Regions from separate parts of the Homo sapiens genome. Here regions 1, 2, 3, 4 and 6 are each linked to region 5. The links are chromatin loops, found by intact Hi-C in ENCODE. Cell type or tissue: heart right ventricle. All regions are shown on one strand. Links, peaks and the distances in the headings refer to the core of each region. The heading gives the core; the rest is flanking DNA.

Region 1 (5,423 bases), core at 825-4,824, 570 kb after region 5:
GCCTGGTGCTCTGGGTGATGCAGGGGGTCGACTGGAGTAGGGAAGGCAGACATTCGCACAGGTCTCCATGGCCTATGTCAACCCTCTCAAGTTTGGGGGCCTGTGGGTGAGGTTGGCAGAGCGGGCTGGGAGGCCCTCTGTGGGACAGGTCCTGTGGTGTGTGCTTGCCAGGCAGAGGGCCCTGTCTGCCACTGTTCGGAAGTCTGGTTACTGGAGAACGTGTTGCTGAAGTCAGAAAGCCCAGCGGTCTTTCCCCACCCCACCACTTTCTAGCGCAGTGATCCAGAGCCTCTGTCAAGGATCTTGAACTGCCTTCACCTCACTGAGCCTCAGGTTATCCCTCTGTAAAATGGGAGTCGCAGTCCTGATCTTTTCAGGCTCACCTGAGAGAGCAAACACATACACAAAGTCCTGAGCCCACTCTAACTGCTTGATAAATAAGATTTTGAAGGACCCCACAGACACATACCGGCCATGCCTCAACGCCTCTTCGATGCTGAGAAGCAGATGTTGTGTGATGCCGCTGTAGAATTGGGGAAACTGAGTCACCAGCCAGGAAGTGCCTGGGCTCAGGCTTCAGCCTGAGTCACAGCCCTAGTGCTGGGAAATCTCCTAGCAGCCACCTCTGGACATGCTTTGTGCCTCTGTCTACGAGCATCCTCTCCTCCCGGCCCCTCTCACTCCCTGGCCCACCAGCCAGGGGGATGCTGGCCAGAGCCCACCACAGCCTGGGCAGGCTTCATCCCTAGAATGAAGCACAAAGTAGGAGCTTACTACGCATCTGATGAGTGGGTGATGCTCTGAGATACACATTTTTAATCCTGCTTTACAGGTGGGGGATTTGGAGGGGCGTGGTGATTTGCCCAAGGCCAAACAGCTATGCTGGGGAAGGACCCTGAGCTTGGTGCCCATGGTGGCCACCAGAGAAAGCTCTGGGTGTCTGAACTCCCTCTGGGCCGGCTGTCCAGGGTCACTCTCCCAGATCAGACCTGGGATCAAAGGTGGCTCAGCAGGAAGCCCTTCCCATCCCACTTCCCCAGAACTAGGACAAGCTTTGACGTCAACACGTCCACATTCCTGCCCTGCAGCCCTGGGGCTGGGGCACTGAATTTCCTCCCTCCAGCGCTGGCATCACAAACAGGAAGCTGGGTCATGTGTGCAGGGCCAGGCCAAAGGCCTCGGGAGAAGGAGGAGGGGGCTAGTGTCCAATCCGGGCGTCAGTTCCCTTCCTGGGGCACCCAGGAGTGGGGATTGGAGGGAGTCCTGTAACACTGTGCCCACGGAGCCATGCTGTTCCTAAAGCTGCCTATAGAGGGCCTTCACAGACTGCTCTCCTCAGCTGGCTCCCACCAACTGGGGCCAATCTCACCGATTGACAGTAACAGCTATCAGGGATGGGGCCCTTCCGCCATGGACTTTACATGAGGTCTCTCATCTGATGCTCGTGAACACTACTCCCCTTATCTTCCTTTGACAGATGAGGCCACTGAGGCATTGGCAGGTTATGTCTGTTGTACAAAGTCCTGCAGCCGTGGGGATGGGGCAGGGTAGGAATTTGGACCCAGGCGGTCTGGCCCAGAGCTGGTGCCAGGAGCCCACCAGGGACAGCCTTCTCATCAGCTCAGACCCTCAGGTGCAATGTTGGAACATGCAAATCTGATTATCTTGCCTGCCTGGGATAATGCCTTTGCCCCAGGGACAAAATCTGTGCTCTGAGGATGGCATTCATTGCCAGTGATCTGCGGCTGGTCCCACCCCCAAGACCCATTTCCTGCTCTGAATGTCCCAAGCCACCTCCGATTCTCTAAACCACTCTCATTTTCTTTTTTTTCATAATGACCGTCTTCTATTCGGGAGCAGTCCAAGGATCAAAGGAGGGACAGGGTTTGTATTAGGTCACAGATGTGTTAGAATTCACACCTGGCTCTGGCTGGTCCAAAACCTCCAGAGCCTGCAGTTCTCCAATGTTAGGATGCAGAGGAATGGCTGGGGACCGGTTCAGATGGCAGCTGTCCAGGCCCCCTCCGGGGGAGGCAGGGGAGGGTCCTGGGAACCTGCATGGCCAGTGCTTGCCAACCCTCTGCAGCCCTCGGGCTGTCTGTTGGGACTTGAGTGGGCACAGAAGGTGCAAGGTATCTTCTGGGGCTTTTCCACCTGGTGGGCCCTGCCCACCCAGGGGGCTCTGGGCAGCCTGGGACACTGGCCTCACCTCTCCCATGGAGCAGCCTCACCTCTCACTCCCCTCCCTCAGGGTCCCGCCTCACTGTCCTCACAGTTGTGTTGCCCAGGCCCGAGAAAGGGCTGGTGCAGACCAGAGGTTCTCATACTTGACTGCACATCAGAATGTTCTGGAGTGCTTTTAGCCACAGGTTGCTGGGCTCAATCCCAGAGTCTCTAAATCAGGAGGTCTGGGTGGACAGGAGCTGCTGCTGCTCCAGGTACCACACTGTGAGAACCACTCATGTGGAGGCAGCTAGATGCAGGGGTGGCCAGTAGGCAGGCAAGGGGTGGGAAGGCATCACCAAGCTCCACTGGGTACAGCTGTGCCTCAGTTTCCCCAAGTGCAGACATGGAGAACAGCAATGCCTACCTACCTATGGGAGTTGCCAGGATTGTAGGCATGTGAGAGTAGGGGACCAGTATTTGTTTTTCTTTCCCACTTAGAAGTCCCCTTTCAGGCTGGCTCCATCCACGAATGTTTGCTGTGCAAACACATCCCTTCCTACCTCAGGCCCTTGGGCTCAGTTCCTACCGGGCAGCAAGGATTTCTGCCATCCCCCTGAGAGGCAGGGTGTCTGCTGGTCACAGCTGAGAAGCTGCCGGGGAAGGAGTCAAACCAGGCCTTAGTCTTTATTTGTCCACAGTGTTTTTCAGGGAGGCCACGGCGCCCACCCACTGGGCACCCGGCCCCTTCCCCTTGCTGGGGAACCCCCCTGGAGTCCACGCATCAGGCGGGCCATTTCCCGGGTTTTGGCGCCCTCTGGCGGTCAGCGAACGAAGGAACAAAGGCGAGGAAGGCAGAGAGCCTGACCCCAGGGCTTTGCAGCCCCCCATCTGCGGGGATGCATTCATTTCTTTATTCACCCATCCATTCCACAAACATTCAGTGCCACTGGGATAGGCACCGGGGACCACAATGGACGAAGCTAGACACGATGGCTGCTCTGGCCACATTCATAGTCCATCAGGAAACATATTCACGCGCCTGCACAGATGTATTAATACAGCCTTTGTTAGAAATGCGTGGAGGAAAAATTCAGGGTGCATGAAAGCATATACCCGAGGGACTGCCCGGTGGCCCAGGCAGCCAAGGACCCTGGGGGAGAGGGTTGATTGGAAGTTATGAGCAGGGGATGGGGCGAGGTTTCCTAGAGCACACAGCATGTGCAAAGGCCCTGGGCAGGGAGGAAGTCTGGTGAGTGTGAAAGCCAGAGACGCTGGATGGGAGGAGGCAGCTGTGGAACAATGTCTGGGAGGCCAGCAGGCCTGATTTCACAAGGCCTTCTCAGCCTCAGTGAGAAGATTCATTTATCTTCTTGGCACATCGGAGTGATGCCTGGTTAAGGGGGTGGTCTCTGGCTCCAGGCTGCCTGGGTTTGAGTCCTGTTTTTGCTTTGGTCAGCTGGGTGACCTTGGGCAAGTTGCTTAAGCTCTCTGTGCCTGCTTTCTCGCTTGGGTAATGGAGTGGTAACAGAGGTCCCTTCATAGGGCTTCTGTAACAATTCCATGAATCTGCACAAGCAACATGCCTGGAACAGTGCAGGTTCTTGGCAGTGCTCAGTGAGGGCTGGCAGATTTGTTATTGGTTTTTTTGTTTTTGTTTGTTTGTTTTTGAGACAGAGTCTCCCTCTGTTGCCCAGGCTGGAGTGCAGTGGCACGATCTTGGCTCACTGCAACCTCCACCTCCTGGGTTCAGTAATTCTCCTGCCTCAGCCTCCCGAGTAGCTGAGACTACAGACGTGCACCACCATGCAGGGCTAGTTTTGTATTTTTAGTAGAGACGAGGTTTCACAATGTTGGCCAGGCTGGTCTCGAACTCCTGACCTCAGGTGATCTATCTGTCTCAGCCTCCCAAAGTGCTGGGATTACAGGTGTGAGACACCACACCTGGCCGATTTGTTGTTGCTGTTATTTTTATTGGAGGGTTCTGAGCTGGGGGTGACAGGGTGAGAATCCTGGTGGCAGGAGGACTCCAGCCTCTGCATGAGACAGCTTAAAGCCGCATGGGAGCAGGGAGATCTGTTAGGGGGCTGCTGCAGCCCTCCTGAGGGGAGATGGAGGCCTTGTGGACAAGGATTCTGGTGGGCAGTAGAGAGCACATTCCAGATATAATTAGGAGGTAAAACCAGTGGCGCTTGGCTGATGGATTGAATGTGGGGGGATTAGGGAGAGACAGAGTCCAATGCAACTCCACAAACCAGGACTTCTCACCTGGAGAGAACGTGAGATGAGGACCAGGGTGTTGTTATTTGATTGATTGACAGATTGAGTAATTGATTGATGGGTGGAGGTACTGGGATTGAGGGTGGGTTTGCAGTTCCTAGGTGGTGGCTTGGAGGAGCTGTCCAGTGGCTGCAGGGTACAGTGCTCTGGAGAGTGGCCCAAGGGAGAAAGGGATTCTGGACTCAGCTGGGTTATTAAAGCTGCAAGGGGCCGGGCGCAGTGGCTCACACCTGTAATCCTAGCACGTTGGGAAGCCGAGGTGGGCGGATCACGAGGTCAGGAGTTCAAGACCAGCCTGACCAATATGGTGAAACCCCATCTCTACTAAAAATAAAATAAAAAAAAATTAGCCGGGCATGGTGGTGCGCGCCTGTAGTCCCAGCTACTCGGAGGCTGAGGCAGGAGAATTGCTTAAACCTGGGAGGTGGAGGTTGCAGTGAGCCAAGATCATGCCACTGCACTCCAGCCTGGGTGACAGAGCAAGGCTCCGTCTCAAAAAAAAAAAAAAAAAAAAACTACAGGGGAGGATGCCACTGTAAGAAAGAGTGTGCAGGTGGAGGAGGCAAGGGCTGATCCTGATCCCACCTGTGATGGCTGCTTAGATAAGGATGGGCCAGAAAGGACCCCGAAAAGTAGATTTTAAGACAAACATTACTAAGGGTAGAGACATTTCATAAGGGTAAAAATTGTAGTATACTACGAAGCTATAACAATTCTAAGTGTTTATGTTCTTAATGCCATAACTGCAAAATATATAAAGTAAAAGTCGACAGAACTAAAGGAGACATATTCAATCCACAGTCACAGGGGAGGACTTTTAACACAGCTGAAGCAGACGACAAATTTAAAAAAACAGATTTCAACCACATGATAAACAAACTTGACCTAATTCATGTATTTCAAACACCACACTCCACAATGTCAAAATATCCATTGTTCTCAAGTACACACAGAGCATTCGTGAAGATTTACCATGTGCC
Region 2 (5,423 bases), core at 735-4,734, 580 kb after region 5:
TAATCCCAGCACTTTGGGAGGCTGAGGCGAAAGGATCACTTGAGGTCAAGAATTTGAGACCAGCCTGACCAACATGGTGAAACCTCGTGTCTACTAAACATAACAAAAATTAGCTGGACGTGGCCGGGCGCGGTGGCTCACGCCTGTAATCCCAACACTTTGAGAGGCCGAGGCGGGCAGATCACGAGGTCAGGAAATCGAGACCATCCTGGCTAACACGGTGAAACCCCCGTCTCTACTAAAAATACAAAAAATTAGCCGGACATGGGGGCGGACGCCTGTAGTCCCAGCTACTCAGGAGGCTGAGGCAGGAGAATCGCTTGAATCCGGGAGGCGGAGCTTGCAGTGAGCCCAGATCACACCACTGCACTCCAGCTTGGGTGACAGAACAAGACTCCGTCTCAAAAATAAAAAATATATGTATATATTTCGTCCAGGTTCTCTAGTTGTTCTAAGTGGGAGGATTGATCTGAAACGAGTTAGTCCCCCGCCCACCACGAAGGAGACATCTTCATGTAGTCAGCGTCCTGCCACACGGGAAGTAGCTAATATAGAAAACAATAAAAGTTTACAAGGAATCAAAAAGAACACTTGAAAAAATAACGGAGATAGCTATTATGTATCTGGAGAGGAGAATTTAATATTTGAAAGACATAAATTCTCAGTAATTACCTTAGGATGTTTATGCGATTTAAATATAAAGAATAATAGGATTTGGGGAATAGGAAAATGCACAATTTCCCCATTGGAATAGAAAGTCAAATAATAAACTGGGAGGAATATTTTTAACATATATGACCAACAAAGATTTTCGTTTTTACCAACGCTCTTACTAACCAGGAAGACTCTGCTTCAAAATCAGCAAAAGACAAGGAAAGGCAATTCACAGGAAGATAGCCAATACTCAAATAATAAAATGTATATGCTTGTTAATAATCAAATAACAGTATTTTGCAAGAGCAATGAGACGCCATGTATCTAAAGTATCTAACTGATCAGAGATAAAAAATAAATAATACCCAGAATTGGTGAGATTGAAGAGAAGTGGATATGCTCACGTTGCTGGCTTACTTGTAAATTGTCTCAGTCCTCTGGGAGAGCGTTTTGGCAGCATAGGTTTATCATCTTAGACCTCTGCATAGTTTTAACCTAACAATTTCCATTCAAGGAATTTATCCTGTAGAAGCAATTGTGGGATGAGCCAAAAGATAGCTTTGGGACCCGTGTGACAGTGATGTTGGTAATTGATCATTTCTGCACACAATGAGAATGTGTGTTATATTAATAGGGGAATGCTGAATAAATTATGCAATACCCAATCAATGGAATACCATGTAAGTCTTTTTTTTTTTTCTTTTGAGACAGGGTCTCCTCGTTCTGTCGCCCAGGCTGGAGTGCAGTGGTTGCCGTCATGGCTCACTGCGGCCTTGACCTCCTGGGCTCAGGAGATCCTCCCACCTCAGCCTCCTGAGTAGATGGGACTACAGGCGTGAGCCGTTGCACCTGGCTGCAATCTTAAAATTAATGACGAGGACCTACAGCAGCAATCCAGAAAATGCCAATAACTCAGATGAAAGGAACTCTGAGGAGTAGCTGCCCCAGAGCCGCCACTCAGCTGGGGAGGCCTCGGAGTACACAGGAGTGGAGGTGGTGACAGCCCTCCCTGAGGCCCCTGACCACCCCAGCCCACCTGTCAGCCTTCATGGCCTTCCAGCAGCTTCTGGATTTCGCCCCCGCACTGCCCTGTACCACCCGCTAGCCATCCCCATCCTATCCATCTCTCTCTCTCTCTCTCTCTCCTCTTTCTCTCTCTTGCAGACACACCCACTCACATCCACACTCATCCACACTGACACTCACCCACCCACACATTCACACACACATTCACCCTCACACTCTCACACACCTACATTCATACACTAACACTGTTACTCACACCCCCCACACTCACATACACACTTGCAGTCACTTGCATACGCACGAACATTCCCACACCCTCAGCTCACGCACACTCACACATACCGCCACATCCTCATCCCCATGCTCACGCACATTTGCCCTCAGGCACTCACCCCACTCCCAGCCCACACTCCCCTCCCTGTGCAACCTGTCCCCTCTGAGTTCAGCAGGCCTTCATGCCCCACTCCTCTGAGCAGCATCTCCATCCCCTCCTCCGCCTAAAATGGGCTGTCCCCAGGACGCGGTGCCCTGGGTGTCTCAGGTGGAAGAAGTTTCCCCACACTGGGGCCCTGGGAGCTGGAGCGGATGTGCGGATTCTGGGCTCCTTCCTCTCCTTTGGGAGTTGTAGACATCTGGCTGTGCTGCTCTTTCCCAAGTCACTGGTGCCATCTGCCGGCCCCCAGGAGACCTCGTGCCTCTGCCCCGTCCCTGTATTTACAGAAGACTTGAGCTCACTGGGTGGGTGGGGGGATTTTAACCCACATGGGAGTGACCCACCCAAGTCCCCAGGCCTCACAGCTTCACCCCTTCCCCACCTGCAGCCACCTGCTCCTGCCGCTCAGCCACCTGCCCCATCACATCATTCTCCACCATTCTCAGAAGGGGCTTCATTTTTGATGTGTCAAGTCTAGGTCCCAGCTCTCGGCCACCACTTCCCACCCCTCCAGGCCACTTGCTCAGGATTCCTTGATGTCCCATCCCTGGTCCTCGCCCTCCAGCCAACTGGCCTCACCCTCTTCTCACCATCCATCCTGCCTGGCAGCCGTTATTTCCTGCTTTCCCCAGCTCAGGTCCTGGGGTCTGCCACCCATGCCTTTTTGCTTCCTCCCGCCCCCTGCTGTGCCCCCTTTCCTTCCTCTTGCTTGCCTGGCAAAGCCCTGACCCTGGATAAATCCACCCTTTCCCCTCTCCAGGGCACTCTGGAGCAGCTGAGTGTTGCTGGGTAAAATCCCACCTATCACAGTCAGCTTGGCTGCTCTCACAAAATCCCACCAACTCAGGGCTTAAACAGCAGACTGTTATTTCCTACAGCTCTGGAGGCTGGAAGTCCAAGGTCAAGGCGCTGGTGACTTGGTTCCTGGTGAGGGTTCTCTCCCTGGCTTGCAGATGGCCACTTTCTTGCTGTGTCTTCACACCATGTTGGGGAGAGGAGGAGGAGGGAGAGGGAAACGGTGGGGCGGGGGGTGTGGGGGTGGAGAGAGAGAGAGCGAGCTCTCATATCTTTTCTTGTAAAGGCATTAATTCCATCACAAGGGCTCCACCATGACCTAATTGCCTCCCAAAGGCCCCAAGTCCCAGTACCATCACATTGGGAGTTTGGGCTTCAGCATACAAATTTCGGAAGGGAGGAGACAAAAATACCACTGCCAAGCTGACTGAGTTCACTTTTAATTCAGTTTTATGATTCCCAAATGGTCTCTCATTGCCCTGCCCTCCTACCATGGTTCTCTAGAAGGTTTTCTGCTCATTCCTGAGAAGATGGTTTTCCTTTGTCTGTATATTCTCAGAACCCCTTCTTCTCCCCCACTCTCAGCTGAGGCTTCCACTCATTTATCACAGAACAATAGAAGGTCTCCAGGGGCAAGTTGCATATGCCCACCACCAAACCTACCTCCTTCCTGCATCTTCTCTCTGCCTGCCATACAGCAGCAAATGTCCTTCTCCCCACCACAGCCACCACAGCTTTTGGGCCCTGGATCTCCTCCTGCTTTCTTGGAAGCCTTGCTTGTTTGGTTTTCTCTCCCTTCCACATCACCAGTGCCTTCTTCTTTAGGTGATCCTCATCAGCACACATGCTAGAGCAAGGGCCAGCAAACTATATAGTTCATGGGCCAAATCTGGCCCACCAATTGTGTTTTTAAATAAAGTTTTATTGGAACACAGTCCCACTCATTTGCTTAGGAATTGTCTGTGGCTGCTATCAAACTACAATGATGGAATTGCATAGTTGTGCCAGTAATCATACAGCTTGCAAAGCTGAAAAACTTTACCATCTATCTCTTACAGAACAAGTTTGTTGACTTTTGTGCTAGAGCAATGGTTCTTAGTTGTGATTCAGCACTGCTCATGAGGAGGGCTTTGGAAAATGGGGGATGGCTTTTATTTATCCATTATTTTATTTTACTCATTTATTTTTTTGAGACAGGATCTCACTTGGTCACCCAGGCTGGAGTGCAGTGGTGTGATCACAGCTCAATGCAGCCTCAACCTCCTGGGCTCAAGCAATCCTCCCACCTCAGCCTCGTGAGTAGCTGGGACCACAGGAGTGCACTACCACACCCAGCTAATTTTTTATTATTTTATTTTATTTTTTGAGACAGAGTCTCACTCTGTTTCCCAAGCTGAAGTAAAGTGGTGCAATCTTGACCCATTGCAACCTCCACCTCCCAGGTTCAAGAGATTCTCCTGCCTCAACCTCCCCAGAAGCTGGGATTATAGCTGTGTGCCACCACGCCTGCCTAATTTTTTTTTGTATTTTTTAGTAGAGACGGGGTTTTACCATGTTGGCCAGCCTGGTCTTGAACTCGTGACCTCAGGTGATCCACCTGCCTAGGCCTCCCGAAGTGCTGGGACTACAAGCGTGAGCCACTGTGCCCGGACTTTTTTTTTTTTTTTTTTTTTTTTTAAAGATGAGGTCTCACTATATTGCCCAGGCTGGTCTCAAACTCCTGGCCTCAAGTGATCCCACCTTGGCCTCCCAAAGTGCTGGAATTACAAGTGTGAGCCACTGAGCCTGGCCCTACAATAGCTCTTGCCAAGCTCCCAGGACCTTCCTATTGTGAATCCAAAGGCCACATCTCTGTTCCCATCACAGCACATCTTTCAGCAGTGTCTTCACTGTTGACTTCCCTCTCCTTGAGAAACTCTTCCCTCGGCTCAGGGCCACTACACTGGCCTGGTTTCCCTGTCCCCTGCACTGGCCTCTTCTCTTCAGTATCCTTTGCTGGCTGCTCTTTCTCTATGTGATCTCAGAATCTTGGGCATCCTCAAGTGCAGTCCTGAGCTCCCATATTCTCTCCATAGGTGCTCTCTCCAATGGATCTCATACCATTTGTGATTTTCGGCACCGTCAATGTGCTGTTGACCCCCATACTTGAATCTAGATCTTCCCTCCGGCTCCAGACTCATAGTCTAGCTGCCTACACAACCCCTCCCTTAAATGTCTTACAGACATCACACCACGAATGTATCCTAAACATAACGTGTGGGTTTTCCTGTAATGCTTGCTCTCCCGCTGTCCCCTGGCACCACCATCCCACACAGGTGCTCAAGTGGGAAATGTAGGGTTCATCCTTCTTCTCTGCTCCACCATTCAGCCTGCCAGCACATTCTGTAACCGCCCAAGGGATTCACCTTGCCCGCTGCCTAGACAGAGCCGATTTGTCCAGACAGGGGAATTGCAACCGAGAAAGAGTAATCCACGCAGAGCCGGCTGTGTGGGAGACTGAAGTTTTATTATTACT
Region 3 (4,000 bases), core at 1-4,000, 270 kb after region 5:
TAAGCTGGTCTCGAATTCCTGGGCTCAACTGATCCTCCCACCTCAACCTCCCAAAGTGCTGGGATTACAGGTGTGAGCCACTACACCCAGCCTGTTGCCTGTGCTTTTGAGGTCTTAGTCATAAAACTTTTGCCTAGACCAATGCTCTGAAGAGTTGTCCCTATGTTTGCTTCTAGCTGTTTTATAATTTCAGGTCTTATGTTTAAATCTTTTCTTTTTTTTTTTTTTGAGATGGAGTTTCACTCATTGCCCAGCCTGGAGTGGAATGGCACGCGATCTCAGCTCATGGCAACCTTCATCTCCCAGGTTCAAGCGATTCTCCTGCCTCAGTCTCTTGAGTAGCTGGGATTACAGGCATGCGCCACCATGCCCAGCTAATTTTTTGTATTTTTAGTAGAGATGGGGTTTCTGCGTATTGGTCAGGCTGGTCTCAAAATCCCGACCTCAGGTGATCTGCCCGCCTTGGCCTCCCAAAGTGCTGGGATTAAAGGCGTGAGCCACCATGCCCGGCCTCGTTTAAATCTTTAACCCATCCTGAGTTGACTTTTGTATATGGTGACAGAAAGGGTTCAATTTCACTCTTCTGTATATGGTTATCAAAGTACACATGCATACACATATGCATGTACACACACACGCACACATCTCACTTAAGAAAAAAAAAACAAGAAACCACAGTTCAAGAAAACTCCAGAGGCCAAGGCGGGCGGATCACCTGAGGTCAGGAGTCCAAGACCAGCCTGGCCAATATGGGGAAACACTATCTCTACTAAAAATATAAAAATCAGCCAGGCACAGTAGCACATGGATGTAGTAGCAGCTACTCGGGAGGCTGAGGCAGGAGAATCACTTGAACCTGGGAGGCAGAGGTTGCAGTGAGCTGAGATCGGGCCACTGCACTCCAGCCTGGGTGACACAGCAAGACTCAAAAAAAAAAAAAAAAATTTACCTAGGAAACAGTCTAGTCTGGTTTATTTGAAATTTCAGAGGAATTTACCCCCCTAACCCGCTGAGCTTTGTGCCTGCCCCTCTGACTACCTCCTGACTTAAAATTTCCCTTTAAAGCTGACAAACACGCAGAGAACTGGAAGGGAAAAAAAATCCACTCTGAATTGATGGAAGTGGGTGGAGGAAGAGATCATATTCCAATGAATCTATTACTTCATGTGTACAAGAAAAGGAACTAAATGTACCTTTCATGTTTGCCCGAACTGTACCGCATGTCTTCATAACCTGAGGGCCAGCCTTAATAACCAATCTGAGATTATTCAAACAATTGAGGCAGCTATGGTGCAATAATGTCTTCAGAGAACTGCAGAGCCGGAATGGATCTGAGATCAAGTCTAAGTTCTGCATTTTAAAGATGAGGAAATTAAGTCCTAGTGAACTTACTAATACCCCACAGCAAATTAGTGAAGGGGGAAGCTGGAAGCGGGGAATCCAGGACTCCTGAGTCCCATTATACTAGGCTGTTTCTATAGGCTATTAAGGATGAAACAGGCCAGGTGCAGTGGCTCATGTCTGTAATTCCAACACTTTGGGAGGCTGAGGCAGGTGGATTGCTTGAGCCTATGAGTTCAAGACCAGCCTGAGCAACATGGCGAGACCCCGTCTCTATAAAAAAAAATTTTTTTTCAATTAGCCAGGCTTGATGGCACATGCCTATAGTCCCAGCTACTCAGGAAGCTGAGGTGGGAGGATCACTGGCCGGAGGTCAAGGCTGCCGTGAGCTATGATCATGCCACTGCACTCTAGCCTGGGCAACAGAGCAAGACCCTGTTTCAAAAAAAAAAAAAAAAAAAAAAAAGATAAATCAGGCAGCCTAGGGATTCATTTATTCCACAATCATTTAGCAGTGCCATGTTCCATGTCAACCTCTGAGGATGCGAAAAGGAGATGGCTGAGGGGCCAACCCAAAGGGACTCATGAGCTGTGAGAAATAAGCCAAGGAGAGTAGTAGAATATGTTTTTGTAGAGATATGCATGGGTGCCTTCATACTATAAACCCTCCCTGGCCACTTCTTAGGAGCTCAGCTCTTGGTTACTAGAACTCTCCCAGCATAAACTATGCCCTCACCACTATACTCAGCTCTCTCAAGCCCTGCTTTGTTCTTCTGTTCCACATTCAGATATAAGAACAGGGAACAAAGGCACAGGTTACTTCCCGGTGACACGCAGATGGAGCAGTCTCAGCTTCCCTACTGGAATGGGGAAGTCTGGCCAGGACCTCTCTTCTGATCCACTGTCCCTCCAGCCAGGGCCATGACAGCAGTGACCTCTGTCGGTGAGCTCCTTAAGAGACAGCAGAAATGCAGGAAAGTGATTTGCCCTAGCGCCACTAAAACGACCTCTCATCTCAACTGAATGATAAAAATACTTTCAAGAGGAGCAACATTATTAGATGCTCCTAGAAAACATGGGATTCGGTATTAGACAGAGTCGGATTTTAATTCCAGCAACACTAAATATCGGTGAACTGAATCCAGGCAAATGTCCTTACAACCCCAAGCCCACTGTCTCCTGTTGTAAAATGGTGATAATAATCCTTGCCTTATAGTATTACAATTTAAAGAGATAATATAAGTAAAGTGCTCTATGCAGTGGCTGACAAATAGATGTTCAATAAACACTGGTTATTTCTTCTCTTTCTCTGTAAGACAGCTAAAAATGTATTCAAGCCACAGAATGAAATACAACCTATTTACTTCACAAAGGAGTTTCTCATGTAGCACTGAGTCATTCTCATCTCCACCTCCTCTCCCGCGACCACCCACTCTATGGCAGGCAGATTTCAATTCTCCCGAGGTTCCCACCACTCAGTATACACACTCTGTATAAAACTCAGTGAATCTGACAGAATAGTCACTCCATGGTTAGATTATATTATCTGATACAGCTGGCTTTAACAAAGTGGCTATCCAGGACAGGCACGGTGGCTCGCGCCTGTAATTCCAGCACTTTGGGAGGCCAAGGCAGGCAGATCACGAGGTCAGGAGTTTGAGACCAGCGTGACCAACATGGTGAAACCCCGTCTCTACTAAAAATACAAAAATTGGCCAGGCGTGGTGGCACGTGCCTGTAATCCCAGCTACTCAGGAGGCTGAGGCAGGAGAATCGCCTGAACCCGGGAGGCAGAGGTTGCAGTGAGCTCAGATTGTGCCACTGCACTCCAGCCTGGGCAACAGAGCAAGACTCCATCTAAAAAAAAAAAAAAAAAGAGGCCAGGCGCAGTGGCTCACGCCTGTAATCCCAGCACTTTGGGAGGCCAAGGTGGGTGGATCACCAGAGGTCAGGAGTTGGGAGACCAGCTTGGCCAACATGGAAAAACTCTGTCTCTACTAAAAATAAAAATTAGCCGGGCGTGGTGGTGCACGCCTGTAATCCCAGCTACTCCGGAGGCTGAGGCACGAGAATCACTTGAACATGGGAGGCAGAGGTTGCAGTGAGCCAAGATTGCACCACTGCACTCCAGCCACCTGGATGATAGAACGAGACTCTGTCTCAAAAAAAAAAAAAAAAAAAAAAAGGGAAGTGGCTATCCTGAGTGAATGTGACCTGTTCAGGGGAATTTTTGTTTTTATCTTTGAGATGAGAATCTTGCTATGTTGCCCAGGGTGGTCTTGAACTCCTGGCCTTTAGCAATCCTCCCATCTCAGTCTCCTGAGTAGCTGAGATTGCAGGCATGAGGTGCCACCACTGGGCATGGCTTCAGGCGAGTTCTTTTATTTTATTTATTTATTTTTTTAATTTGTATTTTTTGAGACAGGCTCGCTCTGTTGCCCAGGCTGGAGCGCAGTGGTGCAATCTTGGCTCACCATAACCTCTGCTTTCCTGGTTCAAGCGATCCTTGTGCCTCAGCCTCCCGAGTAGCTGGGATTACAGGTACATGCCACCATGCCTGGCTGATTTTTCTATTTTTATTAGAGACGAGGTTTCACCATGTTGCCCAGGCTGGTCTCGAACTCCTGGCCTCAAGTGATCTGCCAGCCTTCGCCTCCCA
Region 4 (5,423 bases), core at 719-4,718, 120 kb after region 5:
CCAGCAAACAAGATTGCAGGGGAAGGAGGGGAAGAGCAAAGATTTAAGAATAAGAAAAAAGAACATTGCACATTAAGCTAATTCTACCCATTAACTTTTTTTTCCATGGATCGGGAAAGATGGCCACCTGCCCGGGCCTGTTCTGCCCCTCTCAGTCCTTTGCCATTTGGGAAACTGTGCTCCGTCCTTGGGTCCTGATTTCTCACCCACCCCAGCATCCTCTTCTTCTTAGCCTAAGCGCTGTTTTCCTAAAGTTAAGCCCCAGACAGAAAGGGGTAGTAGGCCGTTTTGCTTTTGTTTGGGAGAGAATGCGGCAGCCGCCAGGGTCACTGTGTGAGAGGTACTGAGTGAGCTCCTGGCGTGTGTCTTGTCGTTTGATCATCCCAGTACCGCTAAGAGGTCAGAACTGTTGTGGAGGAGGCGATCCATTGCTGAGGGCATATGGCCAAGAAGAGCACAACTAGAATTCAGGTCTCTGCCACCAAAGGCCACAGTTTTGACTGAGACACTGTGGCCCATTAAAGATGCAAGTTGACCAACACTACGAGCCCTGAGGTTTCTGGTGTGTAGCAGCCTGGGCCTGCTGTTGGGGACTGAAGGGACATTGGGGTGATAACACCCACCCCTCCCCTCACCCCCAGGCTGAGCCCTTCATTCCTGACAACAGGGCTGAGACTCCTGTCTGCTATCTCTTAGATTAGCCCACAGCTATTTTTATTCTGCTCTTGCTCAGGGAAGAAACACAGCTTGGGCAAACCCTCCAGCAGGGCCCCAGGGAAGACCACCATTAGCCAAGGAAGAACACAGAGCTTGCTTCACTATCTTTTCTCAGCCACCTACATACACTAACACAATGTATGGATGCCTTCTTTTCAGAACAAGGTTGACACGAATCTGTCAAAATAAAGCGAATGCTCATCTCCTGGTTTGGTGGGAAAGAGGTTTCAAAGAGATGGGCTGGATGAAGGGAAAAGAGACCCAAGAAGGAGAAAATAGGAAGCGTGCTAGGGAAGCCAGGAAGCCCGGGAAGGCCCAGGCTGTGGGGTGGGGAGCGATCAGGAACGTGGGGCGGATGAGGAGCACCAGCCACAGGGCGGTGGAGCTGATCAGGGTCTGGAGCTTGCCTGGGAGGCCTGCATTGCACATTTAACTTTTGAATTATGGCTGAGCATCCTGTAGATATGGTCAAAGTGTAGGAACATGGATGACCTTTCCTTTGATACAAAGGGAACAAGATCTGAAGCATTTAAGCCTGAATAGGAGAGGAGTTGCCAGAGAGGTAAGACGGAAGCCAAGAGAGCGTGGCACCACATAGCCGGGGAGCTTTCTGGAAGAACCAGTGCCCAACAGGGCCAAAGATTGTGAGAGGTAAGAAAAGGGTGGGTATGGGCGGGAGATGGGCTCCAGGTTGGCAGCCTGAGGTCACTGAGCCCCTACACTCACCTCTTGCCACGCAGCCTTGCTTGCCCTCCTCAGATGTGCCAGTGTGCCCCTGCCCGGCCTTTGCTCCAGCTGCTCCCTCTGTGCAGAACCCTCTCTCGACTGTCCCCAGGACGCACCTCCCCTGCCTCAAGTCTTTGCTCAAATCCTACCCCAGTGAGACCAACCTTGACCACTCTGCTTAACACTGCAAACCTGCTCCCACCTCTCCATCCAGATCGCCATCAATAAGCTCCACTCTTCCCAAACCACTCATTTCATGTATTAACTGTTTATCATCTGCCCAACATCCCCTACACACCAGAAGGTCCATGACAACAGAGAATCTTTGTTTTGTTCACTGTGTAGCTCTAACACAAGTACCTGGTACATAGTAGGTGCTCAGTAAATACTTCTTGAATGAAAGATCTCTTGATGACTGCTCTATACCTTTAACTCCTTGACTGTCAGCTAATCAAAATGTAACAGATGAGCCGGGCACAACGGCTCATTCCTGTAATCCCAGCACTTTGGGAGGCTGAGGTGGAAGGATTGCTTGAGCCCAGGAGTTTGAGACCAGCCTGGGCAACAAAGTGAGACTTCATCTCTACAAAAAATAAACAAAATTTAGCCAGGCGTGGTGGTGCACACCTGTAGTCCCAGCTACTCAGGAGGCTGAGGTGGGAGGATCGCTTGAGCCTAGGAGGCAGAGGTTGCAGTGAGCCATTGTCGCACCACTGCACTCCAGCCTGGGCAAAAGAGCAAGACCCTGTCTAAAAAAAAAAAAAAAAAAGGTAGCATCTGAGCTTGCATTACTATTTAACAGTGAAAATTATGGCCACTTAGGAAACATATCCAAAAACAAAATATAGGTAAGCTTCATACATTTATGTTTTAAAAAATCTGGCCAGGCGCGGTGGCTCACGCCTGTAATCCCAGCACTTTGGGAGGCCAAGGCAGGCGGGTCACGAGGTCAGGAGTTCAAGACCAGCCTGGCCAAGATGGTGAAACCCAGTCTCTACTAAAAATACAAAAAAAAAATTAGCCGGGCGTGGTGGCAGGTGCCTGTAATCCCAGCTACTCAGGAGGCTGAGGCAGAGAATTGCTTGAACCTGGGAGGCGGAGGTTGCAGCGAGCCAAGATTGCGCCACTGCACTCCAGCCTGAGTGACAGACCGAGACTCCGTCTCAAAAAAAAAAAAATCTGATACCTACATATAAATATATACTGCATATACACACGCAGTACATATATATATATATGCAGTGTGTGTGTGTGTGTGTGTATATATATATATATATATATATATATATATATATATATATATCCATAAGAGCATTTCAAATGGACCGATGAAGATTACCACACCCACTGCAAGAAGGCAGAGCAAATGTGGACACTGCCCTCTCATGGTTGAGCATGGAGAGGGCCGCATTCTGCTTTGGGGAAGGATTAACCCTGGTGGCTGGTGGAGGTTGCAAGATGTTGTTATCAATGACATTTCAAAATGGGTCACATTCAACTCTATTTTCAGGAGGAGGCAAGTAAAAGAGGAATAAAGTGTCAAAGGGAGCAATTTTAGGGCATACAGAGCCCACGCAATTCCATATTGTGAGGAGGATGTTGACAATTAGTGGGAAGCAGTAAAGAAAAATGTTAAGACAAGAAAATCTGAACTTGATAACATCCATCTGCTGCACTTACAGCTGGAATCTGAGTGGGAATTTCCCATCTGTGCTTTATTCTCAGCTTTAATTTGACTATAAATAAGACACATGTGTGCACAATCTGCACCGAGTGTCTTTTGGGGCCAGGAATTGTTTAAGGATGATATACAGCCTACAAAATTATGTGTGTGTGTGTGTGTGTGTGTGTGTGTGTGTACACAGTGTGGATCTATACTTAGATCCACACTTTAACTTGGAATCCACTCATTAAGCTGGTCTGAGATGTGCAGCTAGTTTTTTATAACTTGGTCCCATGATGATCTGCCACTTTATAACTGAGGCCTTAACTCTTGACATCCTCTGCTCAAACACCTCTAACAGAATGCTGGTGCCTGGCCCAGCTTTTCCTGAAGCACCGCTGCTGTCAGCTGCAGGAAACCTCAGTGCCCAGGGCCCAGGGGGTGGCAGCATTTGGAAAGGCCATGGCAGGCCTGGTCTGAAGACAGCTAGCTACACTTGCTGCTTTATATTCTCATTGGATTCTCAAGTTGACTCTATGAGGACCCATATGGATTATCACCTCCATTTTACAGATAGGAAAACTGAGGCTTAGCAACATAAAGTAACTTGCCAATGGTCCTGTGGTCCATTAGCAGTGGAGCCAAATCTCAAAACCAAGTGTTTGAGCCAAGGATCAAAGTCCATGTTCTTCCCACTTTCCCTTCAGCCTCCACACTGCCCTTCCCAGGTCCTCTGGGGCTATAAATAGTGGGGGAGGCTGGGATTTCAAGCTTGAGGTCAGCCAGGCCTGCAGCACAAAAGACACAGCACCTCTAGGACTGGCCTAGCCTGGGCCCTCTCCCTCTGGCCTGGACAGAACTCAGGCTCACACAGTCTCAGCTTCTCACTAGCTTCTCCCTCCTTGGTTATACTTAGCTCTGGACATCAGAGAGAAAGGCATGTGCCAGCCCGAATCACTGCACACCCCCAGGCCTGGCCAGGCTGCTGTGGTAGAGAATGGCATTGCAGCCTTTTCAGATGTTGGTGTGAGCCACTTCCAACAAGGGCTGTTTTCTGTTCTGTTTCTGTTTTTTTGTTTTTTTTTTTTAAATACAGACAGGGTCTTGCTATGTTGTCTAGCTGGTCTTGAACTCCTGGGCTCAAGTGATCATCCTGCCTCAGCCTCCCAAAATGCTGGGATTAGAGGTATCAGCCACCACACCTGGTTGAACAGGGGCTGTTGGACCCTCCTTCCTGATAGTCTGTGAGATTTTATTTCCGTGTCTCCTTCTGTTCCTCCTTGAGGGAGGAACCATGTCTGGTTCACCAATGTATTTGTCATGTTCAGCAGCGTCTATAACACCCTGTGTGTGGCAGCTGTTTAATAGTTCCTTGTTGTTGGGTGGGGACAGAAAGAAAATAACAATGCTAATTCGTTGTTGAATGAATGAATAAATAAATAATCTAGGTTCATGTCCTAAAAATCTGGACATCAAGAAAAGAGGGCTGGGCATGGTGGCTCACACCTGTAATCCCAGCACTTTGGGAGGCCAAGATGGGTGGATCACCTGAGGTCAGGTGTTCGACAGCAGCCTGGCCAACATGGAGAAACCCCATCTCTACTAAAAAAATACAAAAATTAGCTGGGTATGGTGGTGTGTGCCTGTAATCCTAGCTACTTGGGAGGCTGAGGCAAGAGAATCTTTTGAACCCAGGAGGCAGAGGCTGCAGTGAGCCAAGATTGCGCCATTGCACTCCTGCCTGGATGATAGAGCAAGTCTCCATCTCAAAAAAAAAGAAAAAAGAAAAGAGGAACACACATTCCCAGAGGGCTATCTTACAAAATCAAATACATTTTATTCTATTAAATAAAATCAAGTTTATTCAAGGAATGACCAGGAGTTTTCATCACCTTTCTTCCTACCTCTTCTCTCTTCCCTCCACCAGATCTGGCATTTAAGGGCACGATGGGAGCGGGAGACAGGAGGGGCATCCGGTCCTGGAGGCTGGACTTTAAGTGCTCCACGCAGCAGCGGCCTCCCATAGTGCACAATGGTGGAAGGAGGCGGTTCGTATGTCCCCAGGGCGGCATCCCAATGCCAGACCTTCCTCCCATGGCTCTGTTCACCCTTTACAAGCCAGCTACTTGCAGAAAAGTGGGGCACTGTGTTCCATCCAACCTGCAGGCAACTGGTGCAAACGGAGGGGTGTGTGGCTCAGCTTAGCAGCCTAGAGCTCAGGAACCAGGACAGATCCTGAAACAGGAGCTGAAAGGGCCAGAACTGGCACCTTTGGGATCTCACAAAAATGGAAAGAGCCGCTTTTTCACAATATAGA
Region 5 (5,423 bases), core at 555-4,554:
GGCTGCTTCCCTTCCTCAGGGAATAGTTTGTCTTGACAGGGCCCACCATTAGTGAGTTTTTGTTTTGTTTGGTTTGGTTTTGTTTTGGGCTAATGCCATGGCTGATAGGCTGAACATGCAAGCACTATTGTGTAGGAAAATATTTTTGCTTGAGCAGTCCCTGTCCGAATACACCCTTTCCACTTCTCTCTAGCACTCCTGGTTCTTAAAGACTAACTAGGGACTCACGCAGTGACTTACACCTATAATCCCAGCACTTTGGGCAGCCAAATTGGGAGGATCACTTGAGGCCAGGAGTTCAAGATCAGCCTGGGCAGCATAGCAAGATCCCAGTCTCTACCAGAAAAAAAAAAAAAAAGATTCACCTCTTGAAGAAGTCCACTCTAGCCCCTCACTTTGCACTGCTTCAGCCCACAGGCCTGCAGTTGGTACACACATGTATGCAAGCACACACATGCATGCACAACAGTCTTGCAATATTTTATACTCGTTAAAACTCTCCAATTGCTTTATGTACCTACGTCAGGCCTCCCTAACTAATACATAAGCTTCTACAAGATTAGGTGTCTTCTAAATTTCAGAACTTGTAAATGCCATTTACAGAGCATCTACTATGTACCATGTATTTCACCTACATTATTTTGTTAAGTCTTCCCAACAACTTTGCAAAATTTAGGTGTCATTATGTTCAATTTGCAGATGTGGAAACTGAGGCTCAAAGAGGTAAAGTAACTTATCCAAAGTCATAGAGCTCAGCACTCAAGGTGCACAAGTTGACACTTGTATTAGTCTGTTTTCACACTTTAATAAAGACATACCCAAGACCAAATAATTTATAAAGAAAAAGAGGTGTAATGGACTTACAGTTCCACTTGGCTGGGGAGGCCTCACGATCATGGCAGAAGGCAAAAGTCACATCTTATATGGCAGCAGACAAGAGAGAATGAGAGCCAAGTGAAAGGGGAAACCGCTTATAAAATCATCAGATCTCGTGAGACTTATTCACTACCATGAGAACAGTATGGGGGAACCACCCCCATGATTCAGTTATCTCCCACCAGGTCCCTCCTGCAACACGTGGGAATTACAGAAGCTACACAATTCAAGATGAGATTTGGGTGGGGACACAGCCAAACCATATCAACACTCAACAAATAATTTTGAATGACTGAAAGGATGGATGGATGGACAGATGAATGAATGGATGGTTGGATGGATAGTTGAATGATGGGTGGGTGAGTGGATGGATGGATAGATGAAAGGGTGGATGACTGGATGGATGAGGGGATGGATGGATGGATGGATGGATGGACTGATGAATGGATGGATGGTTGGGTGGACTGATGAATGGATGGATGGTTGGGTGGATAGTTGAATGATGGGTGGGTGAGTGGATGGATGCGTAGATGAATGGGTGGATGGTTGGATGGATGAAGGGATGGGTGGATGGATGGATGGATGGACTGATGAATGAATGGATGGTTGGGTGGATAGTTGAATGATGGGTGGGTGAGTGGATGGATGGATAGATGAAAGGGTGGATGATTGGATGGATGAGGGGATGGATGGATGGATGGATGGATGGACTGATGAATGGATGGATGGTTGGGTGGATAGTTGAATGATGGGTGGGTGAGTGGATGGATGGATAGATGAAAGGGTGGATGATTGGATGGATGAGGGGATGGATGGATGGATGGATGGACTGATGAATGGATGGATGGTTGGGTGGATAGTTGAATGATGGGTGGGTGAGTGGATGGATGCGTAGATGAATGGGTGGATGGTTGGATGGATGAAGGGATGGGTGGATGGATGGATGGATGCATGGATGGGTGGACTGATGAATGAATGGATGGATAGATGGATTGATAGGAGGGTGGATGAAAATATGCAAGGGTGGTGGATGAATAGATGGACAGGTGGTTGGATGACAGGGTGGACGGACGGATGAATGGATGGATGGGAGGGTGAACGAATAGATGGATGGTGGATGGATGGATGAACAGACTCAGCATATAAGTGGTGGAGCCAAGTTTATCTGACTCCAACAGGCCTTTCCATGTGAGCATAAGAGAGCTCCTGCTTTTTAGCACCAGAATAGGGACACAGCAGGCACTGTCACATAGTCCCCCAAACACAGGGTAGCAGCTGACCATCCTGGTTTCAACCAGTTTCCACAGCTGCCTGGATGCGGCACGTGCGAGCGGGATTCAGCCACTGGGTGAGCCATGACGGTGAGAACCAAAGATTCTCCTCCTCAGTAACCCCACGAGTGAGTTGATGGGCTGAGGTTCTGGTTTACCGGGACGCGCCCCCAGTGAGCAGGAGGAGCCCCCGCACCAGGCCACACGGGGGCAGCAGCTCGGCGTCTGCAGGCATCCGCGCACAGCCGGCGGGCAGGGCTGGTTCCGGAGGCCGCCGGGTAAGCACGTGGCGCCCGGTCTCACCTTCGCGCTGGCGGCGGGCTGGTTCCTGCAGCGCCGCTGGGGTGGCGGGGGCGTGGCTGAGAGTGCTCTAGGAAACACTGGAGCAACCACACGTCCGCGCCCGCCCATGGGGCACCTTCAAACCAGCCGGGCATGGGCGGCACAACTCTGCGCAGCCCTTAAAAGAATGGGGTTTTGCTGCTGCCAAAGATCCCGGAGCAGCAGCAAATGAGAAAAGCAACGTGCTGGACGCGCCTGGAGTGCCACCCCTTTGTGGATTCTAAATGTGTGCAAGTAACTAGATGCATTACTTGTCTATTGGCCCACGCACAAGAAAATTCTTGAAGGAAACCCAGCAGTTTACTTTTTATTTTCTGCCTTTCTGTGCTGTTTGAATGACTGTTTTGCCGTGGGAATGTATTCTCTCTCTCTCTCTCTCTCTCTCTCTCTCTGTCTCTCTCTCCCCCCCCCCTTCCCCTCTCTCCCTCTCTTATCTCCCTCTCTCCCTCTAGTCTTAATAGGAATTATCTGGAAATTGGGATTGGGAAGATTTTTTGTTTGCTTTTCCTTTCTTACACGTTCTTGGTTTTTTAACCTAATGTTTTTAAAGGAGGAGGGAGACAGTTTAGGGGTTGCTGCTGGCCCTGCCTCCTTAGCCCTGGGGGCAGGAGGGCTGGCTGGCAGCACTTGACTGCTTGGTGACCCTCCCTCTCTAGGGCAGGGAGCAGGTTCGGCCTTAGAGCCTCAGGTCCAGGACGCCCAGAGCCACAGGGGGCCCAGGCCATTTAACTGTCCAGGGCTGCCTTGAGGAACCAGGATGGGTCCATGAGGTACTGCGTGCTTGTAAAGCGCCCTGGCCCGCTGACATAGAGGGCTTCCAGTGGGGCCCGAGAGGCAGAGCTCCGGTGAGAATAGCAGGGCCATGGAGTCACCGAAGCCACAGACTTGACTTGAAGATTTGCCAATTCAACCTGGGCTGGGATCTGCATCGTCCTTGACAGTTTCATCGGGAGATCAGCCTGCTATAGCAAAATGGTCAGGACTTAGAACCCAACAGACTTTATTTGGACCTGGTTCCTGCATCTGACAGCTGGGTGACTTTGGGCAAATAACTTGACCTCGCGAGTCTCAGTTTTCTCATTTGTAAAACAGTAGTTATAAGAGTATTATCATAAAATTTAGCATGGATGTATGTAAACCACCTAGCAAAAAGACTGGCGAATAGCAGTTTTTAATTCTTGGTGGCTCTTTCCATTCTCCCTCTCCCTCTTCTTCCTCTTCTTCTTCTAGTAAGGAAATCGTAAAACTGAATGGAATAAAAACTGAATCGAGAAGCCAGGCGAGGTGGCTCATACCTGTAATCCCAGCATTTTGGGAGGCCAAGGCGGGCAGATCATCTGAGGTCAGGAGTTCGAGACCAGCCTGGCCAAGATGGTGAAATCCTGTCTCTACTACAAAAATACAAAAATTAGCCAGGTGTGATGGCACATGCCTGTAGTCCCAGCTACTTGGGGGGCTGAGGCAGGAGAATTGCTTGAATCCGGAAGGCGGAGGTTGCAGTGAGCCAAGATTGAGCCACTGCACTCCAGCCTGGGTAACAAGAGTGAAACTCCGTAAAAAAAAAAAAAAAAAAAAAAATGAATCGAGAAAGTCAACTATCTGGTGATCGTCATCTAATTGCCCCAGGTCCATCTCTGAACCAGATTAGTGTCTCCTAAAGATCTCAATCCTACACCCAAACTCAAGTGCCCCATCCAAGGCAGAGACCCATCTCCCGACCCTGCAGTTCCTACATGTTCTCACTTGAAGGCAACATTGAGCTTTGGATTTCAACCTACCCAGGGGCGCTCCCCTCTCCTCTCTTCTCCCAGCCTAGACTAACAGAACCAAACTACTCGCGACACTTAAAGAACAATTCTAGAGATAAAGCAAAGGCATGCCACTTCACACAGCTGACAGCAAAGGTAGGAAATTTACTAACCCTCAAAGTGACACTGGCTGAAAATATAAATGGGTCTCAATGGGAGACAAAATAAATCAGGTGCATGGGGGAACTATGTGCATCTTTGCAGACTTAACTATGAATAATTTTTAAGATTACAAGCAGCGGCTTGTAATCTTAAAAATTATTCATAGTTAAGTCTGCAAAGATGCAAAAACCAAACACCGCATATTCTCACTCATAGGTGGGAATTGAACAATGAGATCACTTGGACACAGGAAGGGGAATATCACACTCTGGGGACTGTGGTGGGGTCGGGGGAGGGGGGAGGGATAGCATTGGGAGATATACCTAATGCTAGATGACACCTTAGTGGGTGCAGCGCACCAGCATGGCACATGTATACATATGTAACTAACCTTTACAATGTGCACATGTACCCTAAAACTTAAGAGTATAATTAAAAAAAAAAAAAAAAAGATTATAAGCAACATAAATAACAGTGATGGCTAAATAAACTGATGCATCCACTTGAATGCATATTTACAATTATAATGAAGATTACGCAGTAACTTGGGAAAATTCTACAAATGGAAGGAAGAACACAAAAACATATTCAATATTTTGATTCCAGATATCTAAAAATTCTATGTACTTGTAGGAGAAACAAAAGGAAAACAAATAAAATTGAATTGCTGAGGTCATAGGGCTAGGAGTTGTTTTCTCCTTCTATGTTGATTTCATATTGTTTATTCACTTTTTTTTTTTTTTTTTTTTTGAGAAGGAGTCTCACTCTGTCGCTAGGCTGGAGTGCAGTGGTGCAATCTCGGCTCATTGCAACCTCCGCCTCCCAGGTTCAAGAGATTCTCCTGCCTCAGCCTCCCAAGTAGCTGGGACTACAGGCGCCCGCCACCACACCTGGCTAAATTTTTTTTGTATTTTTAGTAGAGACGGGGTTTCACCATGTTGGCCAGGATGGTCTCGATCTCCTGACCTCGTGATCCACCTGCCTCGGCCTCCCAAAGTGCTGGGATTACAGGCGTGAGCCACCG
Region 6 (5,423 bases), core at 1,287-5,286, 48 kb after region 5:
CAGCGACGTGTAATAAAAGAAAACAGTCTCAGCTGTGCAGTCAGCTGTGTGTTCGAATCCTAACACCCTGACACTGTCCTTTCCCATCTGTGTGACCCTGAGCAACTTACTCCACGTCTCTGAACCTCATTCTCCTCAGGCCTGCAGTCGGAATAAGAGGATCCGTGACGAGATCCGTGAGAGCGCCTGGCACACCCCGTGGGCACTGAACAAGCGTGGAAATGAGAAGGATTTGGTGCCAGCTGAGCCACCTGAATGAGGCGAGTCCCGAGGCAGGAAAAATCCGGTGCCGCGGAGGCCGCCTGGACTCTTCCGGAGCCAAGGGCGAGGTCGGCGGCCCTCAGAGTCGCCCCCCGCCCCCAACTCCCGGCCAGGAAGGAAGCCGGGCGGCGGAGGGGCCCAGCGCGGAGGCGGAGGCGGAGGCGGAGGCGGAGGCCGAGGCCGGGAGTCCGGCGCGCAGCCGGAGCTGCTCATCCATCAGCCGGACGAAGAGCAGAGTCGCGCTCTCGGCCCTCTGTTTGCTTTCTCGCCAATTATTGCAGCGCCGCAGCCCCTTTGTTGATACAGTAGTCCGAAAAAGTGCTAATGTTCATTTATCAGGGGGCCAGCCGGGGACTCCCACGAGTTGCGATTCTTCCCAAAATATAAACATGGGGCGAGCGTCCCAGACAGAAACTCCCATCTGTTTCCCCCGCGCGGGCCGAGAGCGAGGCGTTGTTGAAGATAAAGCCGCGGATAACGCCGCCTGTCTCCAATGGACGTCTCCCCAGCGCATTAATGACATTCCCGGTGATAGTTCCAGCTTATCTTTCAATTAATCATATATACCTTTTGCGACCAGCCCTGCTGATTGCACGAAAGGGGGGCCGGCTCCGGCTGCGCCGATCGCTTTTCAATTAATAATAATTTATTCACGGAGAATGCGCTCGAGCCACCCTGGAATTTGGATTATCTTAAAGCACCAACTCTTTAAAAGTCAAGGAAATACACAGATAGATTTTCGATCTCTTCTCTCTCCTTTTGTCTCTCTCTGCCTTTCTCTAGGCTGAAGGCTGTTTGTTTGTCCTGCTAGTTTGGTCAAAGTGCGGCGCAGAGAGGCGGCCAGGTTGGGTCAGCGGCCCTTGGGAAAAAAAGATGTGTCCCTGTTGGGGGCCAGAGAATCAAGTTTCCTCCCACCCAACCCCCAACTATTGCAATTTCTATTTAGATCTATTTAGAGGGATTTTTTTTTAACTCACTCGGAAACAGTGAGGACTGGAAAGAAAAGCTGCAAATGGCTCTCGGACTTTCCTCTAAGGAGACCAGCATGGGTCGCCCCAATTTCTATTTTGCACGTATTTGTCCGTTTTTGCCCCATCTCCTCTCTCCTGCAACACCAAGACCTTTTTGGAAGCCAAGAGAAATCATTACCCGATTCACAAAGAGCATAGAGAGTGTAACAGTCACTGATCTTGTTCAAATAGGGAGAGTTTTTTTTCCTTCCCTTTTTGTAACACCTGACCCACAGGACTGACAGTTCTAGGAAGCCCCCTTACCCGAAAATAGGAAATAAATCCTTGCCACCTTGATTTGCAAGGGCAATGCTAATTTTTTTCTTTCTCCAGAGCTCTCAAAAAAAAAAAAAAAAAAACCTTACTAAAAACAGGGATCCCGGATGTAGCCTCGATGTCCCCCATTAAACGGTAATATTTCAGGCGTCCGCTCACACTAATCTTTCAAACTGTCATCGCGAGCCGCCTGGCCAGCAGATTCACTTAACAGCGCTCCCAGGACCCTCGTTCCGAGCTCTTTTCAGCGAGACATTTAATTGAATCGGATGTGGCTCGTTTGCCAGACGTCACCGCCTCGGCGATAGGCATCCTCTCCAACGACACCCCCCCCCGCCCGCGCTCGAAAACAATCTTCAAAGGCAAGGCGGGCCCCCAAGCTAGGTTAATTTACAGCCATAACGGTAACGTGGCCAAAAGTCCAGGCGAGGAAGGGCCGCAAGGCCGCTGACATGCAGCTCCGTCCAAGGAGAATTTGGGTTGGGAGGTGAAGAGGTGGGGGGACGAGGTTTCCTGGGCCTTGAACGCCCCACATTTAAGAAAAGGCATCCTCCACAGACTAGACTAACAATTCCAGACCCCCAGTAGTCCCTGGCTCAGAAACTCGAGGCGTGATTTCGGCGTGGCAGCCCAGGCCTGTTACTGACGGCTGGCGCCTAGAAGCCGGGGTCAGGGCGTTGCGCGCCTCCTGGGCTGCCCTGCGGGGCTCACCTCTCTCCCCAGCATGGAGGCCCCAGGTCCTGGGAGTGTGGCTTTGATGAGGGACAGGAAAAGTCCCAACATCAGGCCAATGCTTGACTTCACTTGCGTCGGCGTCTCAGACGGCACACTGTCGGGTTTGAGCACCCAAGATGTACGTTCTGGACAGACACTATTTTGTCCCCATACATGGAGCGTTTCCTCCGCACCTTGGGCGCGCCTGCGGGAGCTGTGTCTTTAGGTAGTTTTTGGCCCTGCGCCGCCTTTATTCTACTCCAAGCGCCTCTTGCCAACCCGCACTCCGCAAAGAGCCAAGCCCTCCACATCCCCATTCTCAGCAAGTCCACGCGTCCCGCCCAGCTTCCCGCCCGCGGTTCCCTGTACCAGCTAGGGCCGTGAGAAGCCAACGCTTTTCCACTGACAAATCCTGTCATCCCCAGCTCTAGAAGGCGTCCTTAACCTGGGCCCGCTCTGCCTGCCCGGACTCCTGAATTGTAAGCAAAATAAAACTCCTCTCTGCAGTGTTCTGGGGAATGGAGAAGACCCCAAGCTTTCATCAGACCTCCCAAGGAGTGCGGGGACCCAGAGAAATGAGGCCACCCGGGCAGGATCTGGCCATGTAGCTGGCGCTCCTGAAACTCTGGCAGATTTGTCTGACTTCTGTGCCCTACTCTACTGACCCTGGGCTAAAAATGATCATGATCACCCCACTTGCCCTGCCCTTCCCCCACGCGCCTGACCGAGCCGCAGGGGTGCCCCACTGGAAGTCCGGCCCAGAGGCCTCAGAGAAATCCTGGCCTAGCTGGGCTCAGAGGAGCCCCGCCTCCCTGAGAGCTAAACCTGGGCTAGGACCCTGAAACCTCGAGGTTGGCAGAAGCCTGAGGGCCTTGCTGCCAGGCAGGGAGGGCACGGGAAGGAGGGAGGTGGGATCGATGGCCTCCAAACAGGGGAAACAAGGTGGCTGGTAGCTGGGGCACTCCACAAGACAGGTGTCTCCTGGGAAGCTGAGCTTACCAGCTGGGATTCCTGATTTATTTCATTATTAAGGGGAGAGGCATTTCCCTGGGAGGGTACTGGCAGTGACTGATGCCCCCTGGAGTTGTGCTGTGCATAACACTACTGTAGGAGGCAGCAACTCCTACCCCACCTGGCCATCACTCACCTTGCCCTTACTTTCGTTGACTCGCCCAGAAGCACCCAGAGCCTGCGGCATGACTGACCCTGTAGGCCAAGCCAAACCAAACCCCCGAATTGTCCAGAATCTCGCCCTGCTGCTATCCCCAAAGCCAGCCCTGTCCTCCAGGCTTCTCTTCCTATTCAGACTCTCCCTCATCCCACCACCTTCAGTAATAAAGCCTTCCTCAAATCACTCTCCTCCCCACCGCTTCCCACCCCATCCTTCTCTCTCCCATGCTGGTTTGGGTGCTGAGGAATATTTCTTCAAACCCACACCCATCCAGCCCTGCCCAGAGGCCTGACTCTGCATGCCTCTGGTAGGCTTTTCAGGCTCACATTAGGGAGCAAACGCAGGCTGCAGGAGCAAAAGGAGACCCTTCCAAATGCGTCGTGGCCCCTTTAAAAAAGCTGGGCAGGGCTTTTTTTTTTTTTTTTTTTTTTTTTTTTTTTTTTTTTTTTTGCCGTATGACTATATTAGGTGACACGAAACTGCTCATCGCTCCTGTCATCGAGGCCCCTGGCCCAATGGCAGGCTGAGTCCCCCTCCTCTGGCCTGGTCCCGCCTCTCCTGCCCCTTGTGCTCAGCGCTACCTGCTGCCCGGACACATCCAGAGCTGGCCGACGGGTGCGCGGGCGGGCGGCGGCACCATGCAGGGAAGCTGCCAGGGGCCGTGGGCAGCGCCGCTTTCTGCCGCCCACCTGGCGCTGTGAGACTGGCGCTGCCACCATGTTCCCCAGCCCTGCTCTCACGCCCACGCCCTTCTCAGTCAAAGACATCCTAAACCTGGAACAGCAGCAGCGCAGCCTGGCTGCCGCCGGAGAGCTCTCTGCCCGCCTGGAGGCGACCCTGGCGCCCTCCTCCTGCATGCTGGCCGCCTTCAAGCCAGAGGCCTACGCTGGGCCCGAGGCGGCTGCGCCGGGCCTCCCAGAGCTGCGCGCAGAGCTGGGCCGCGCGCCTTCACCGGCCAAGTGTGCGTCTGCCTTTCCCGCCGCCCCCGCCTTCTATCCACGTGCCTACAGCGACCCCGACCCAGCCAAGGACCCTAGAGCCGAAAAGAAAGGTGAGGAGGAAACACAGGCCCCCTTCTCCCCTCCTGGGTCGCTTTCGTCCCCAAGAAACTCAGGGCCAGGAGGAGGAGACACGCGCCCTTGGGCCGAGGGCTGGGCTGCGGCGGGGGGTTCAGAATGTAAGATGCCTGGTGTTGTCGCCAGGCTCCCGCGCCCCGCGTCCAATCGGAGGTTCAGAGGAAATGCCGGATTGAAAGGATCAGAAGCAAGAGACCAAAAAACGTTTCCCCCCGGCCTAACAAAGCCCCGGGCGGCTTCGGCTCTGCTCCTGGGTCTGGTAGGAAGTTGAGAAATCGGTTTATGGTAGACAGAACAGAGAGACAAGCAGATAATCTCTGTTTTTAAATCTCCTTTGGATTTACGAATCTTTTTAAAGATCTGATGAGAACCGCTAAACAGAAATTGAAATGTTGCTCACCAGACAGCTTTTGCGTACAATCGGAGGAGGGTCCTGGACCTTCTTTCTGCAGCCCACCCACGACCCGGGTTTCTGGTGCCTTTCTTTCTTTGCGCCAGGAAAGTGGAGTCTGGGATCGAGGGCCTTGATTTTAAAATGGGATACTGCGGACCCTCAGGAATCTGACTTCACTTTATTTTTTCAGCACAACTTGCCGGCGCGGCCAGGGCGGAGAGGTTCCCTCGTGGAAAAGTTAGGAAATGCTGCGCTACCGCGGGCACAAGGGAGTGGACGAGATGAGTGCGGGATCATCCCGCAGGCCATCCCAGGATCGGGGAGGGAGGCCGGCCCCGCTGCAGAAAGGGGCCTTCTGGGAGACCCCCCAGCCCAAGGCAGGAGCCCGGGCGATTCCCGGGAGGCCGCAGGCGCTGGGCGAAGCGCTGGGCGAAGGGCCGCTGCCAGCCGGGAGAGAATTCATAGGTTTGTTGAGGAGCAGAGGCCTGGGAACAAATTCGGGCGGGCACGGCGGCTAGAAC

What was found. A loop is a pair of places that touch in the nucleus more often than their neighbours do. Peaks named below come from ENCODE experiments on the same cell type or tissue, not always from the same donor. Only the 100,000 strongest peaks of a DNase experiment are listed, where the experiment ranks them.
Region 1: it touches region 5 in a loop (8-fold over the local background); 49 of 110 quality-filtered maps call a loop at or near these places.
Region 2: it touches region 5 in a loop (10-fold over the local background); 49 of 110 quality-filtered maps call a loop at or near these places.
Region 3: a loop joins it to region 5, with 4 times the contacts of the local background. A loop is called at or near these places in 9 of 110 quality-filtered maps.
Region 4: it touches region 5 in a loop (14-fold over the local background); 50 of 110 quality-filtered maps call a loop at or near these places.
Region 6: it touches region 5 in a loop (4-fold over the local background); 24 of 110 quality-filtered maps call a loop at or near these places.

What each region holds. Positions count from the first base shown.
Region 1 is chr5:172,710,764-172,716,186 of GRCh38, reverse strand. No RefSeq gene overlaps it. Among named protein-coding and RNA genes, the nearest start is that of MIR5003, 51 kb to the right of the region's middle. RefSeq lists enhancers at 970-1,575, 2,791-3,398. In heart right ventricle, for the core only: CTCF peaks have their summits at 1,308 and 2,984 (motif pointing left); DNase peaks (open chromatin) are centred at 1,216 and 2,976; H3K27ac peaks cover 2,089 bases.
Region 2 is chr5:172,704,298-172,709,720 of GRCh38, reverse strand. No RefSeq gene overlaps it. Among named protein-coding and RNA genes, the nearest start is that of MIR5003, 45 kb to the right of the region's middle. In heart right ventricle, for the core only: a CTCF peak has its summit at 2,354 (motif pointing left); no DNase peak of the experiment used is centred there.
Region 3 is chr5:173,008,983-173,012,982 of GRCh38, reverse strand. All of the region lies in intron 2 of ATP6V0E1 (ATPase H+ transporting V0 subunit e1), which reads right to left. Among named protein-coding and RNA genes, the nearest start is that of SNORA74B, 9.7 kb to the left of the region's middle. RefSeq lists an enhancer at 2,733-2,812 and a silencer at 2,663-2,957. In heart right ventricle, for the core only: a CTCF peak has its summit at 2,283 (motif pointing left); a DNase peak (open chromatin) is centred at 2,242; H3K27ac peaks cover 1,584 bases.
Region 4 is chr5:173,163,884-173,169,306 of GRCh38, reverse strand. BNIP1 (BCL2 interacting protein 1) reads right to left here. Exons shown (of 6, transcript NM_001205.3): 6 at 4,920-5,423. The coding sequence ends at 5,386. Among named protein-coding and RNA genes, the nearest start is that of BNIP1, 22 kb to the right of the region's middle. In heart right ventricle, for the core only: CTCF peaks have their summits at 2,644 and 2,843 (motif pointing left); DNase peaks (open chromatin) are centred at 2,826 and 3,992; H3K27ac peaks cover 2,183 bases.
Region 5 is chr5:173,280,942-173,286,364 of GRCh38, reverse strand. All of the region lies in intron 3 of LOC105377731 (a long non-coding RNA gene), which reads right to left. Among named protein-coding and RNA genes, the nearest start is that of MIR12118, 20 kb to the left of the region's middle. RefSeq lists a silencer at 2,345-2,484. In heart right ventricle, for the core only: CTCF peaks have their summits at 2,146, 2,347 (motif pointing right) and 4,221; a DNase peak (open chromatin) is centred at 2,424; H3K4me3 peaks cover 488 bases; H3K27ac peaks cover 1,620 bases; H3K27me3 peaks cover 2,094 bases.
Region 6 is chr5:173,233,810-173,239,232 of GRCh38, reverse strand. It overlaps NKX2-5 (NK2 homeobox 5), which reads left to right and starts at 4,027. Exons shown (of 2, transcript NM_004387.4): 1 at 4,027-4,483. The coding sequence starts at 4,150. RefSeq lists enhancers at 1-531, 5,348-5,423. In heart right ventricle, for the core only: a CTCF peak has its summit at 3,355; a DNase peak (open chromatin) is centred at 3,992; H3K4me3 peaks cover 3,823 bases; H3K27ac peaks cover 4,000 bases; H3K27me3 peaks cover 3,788 bases.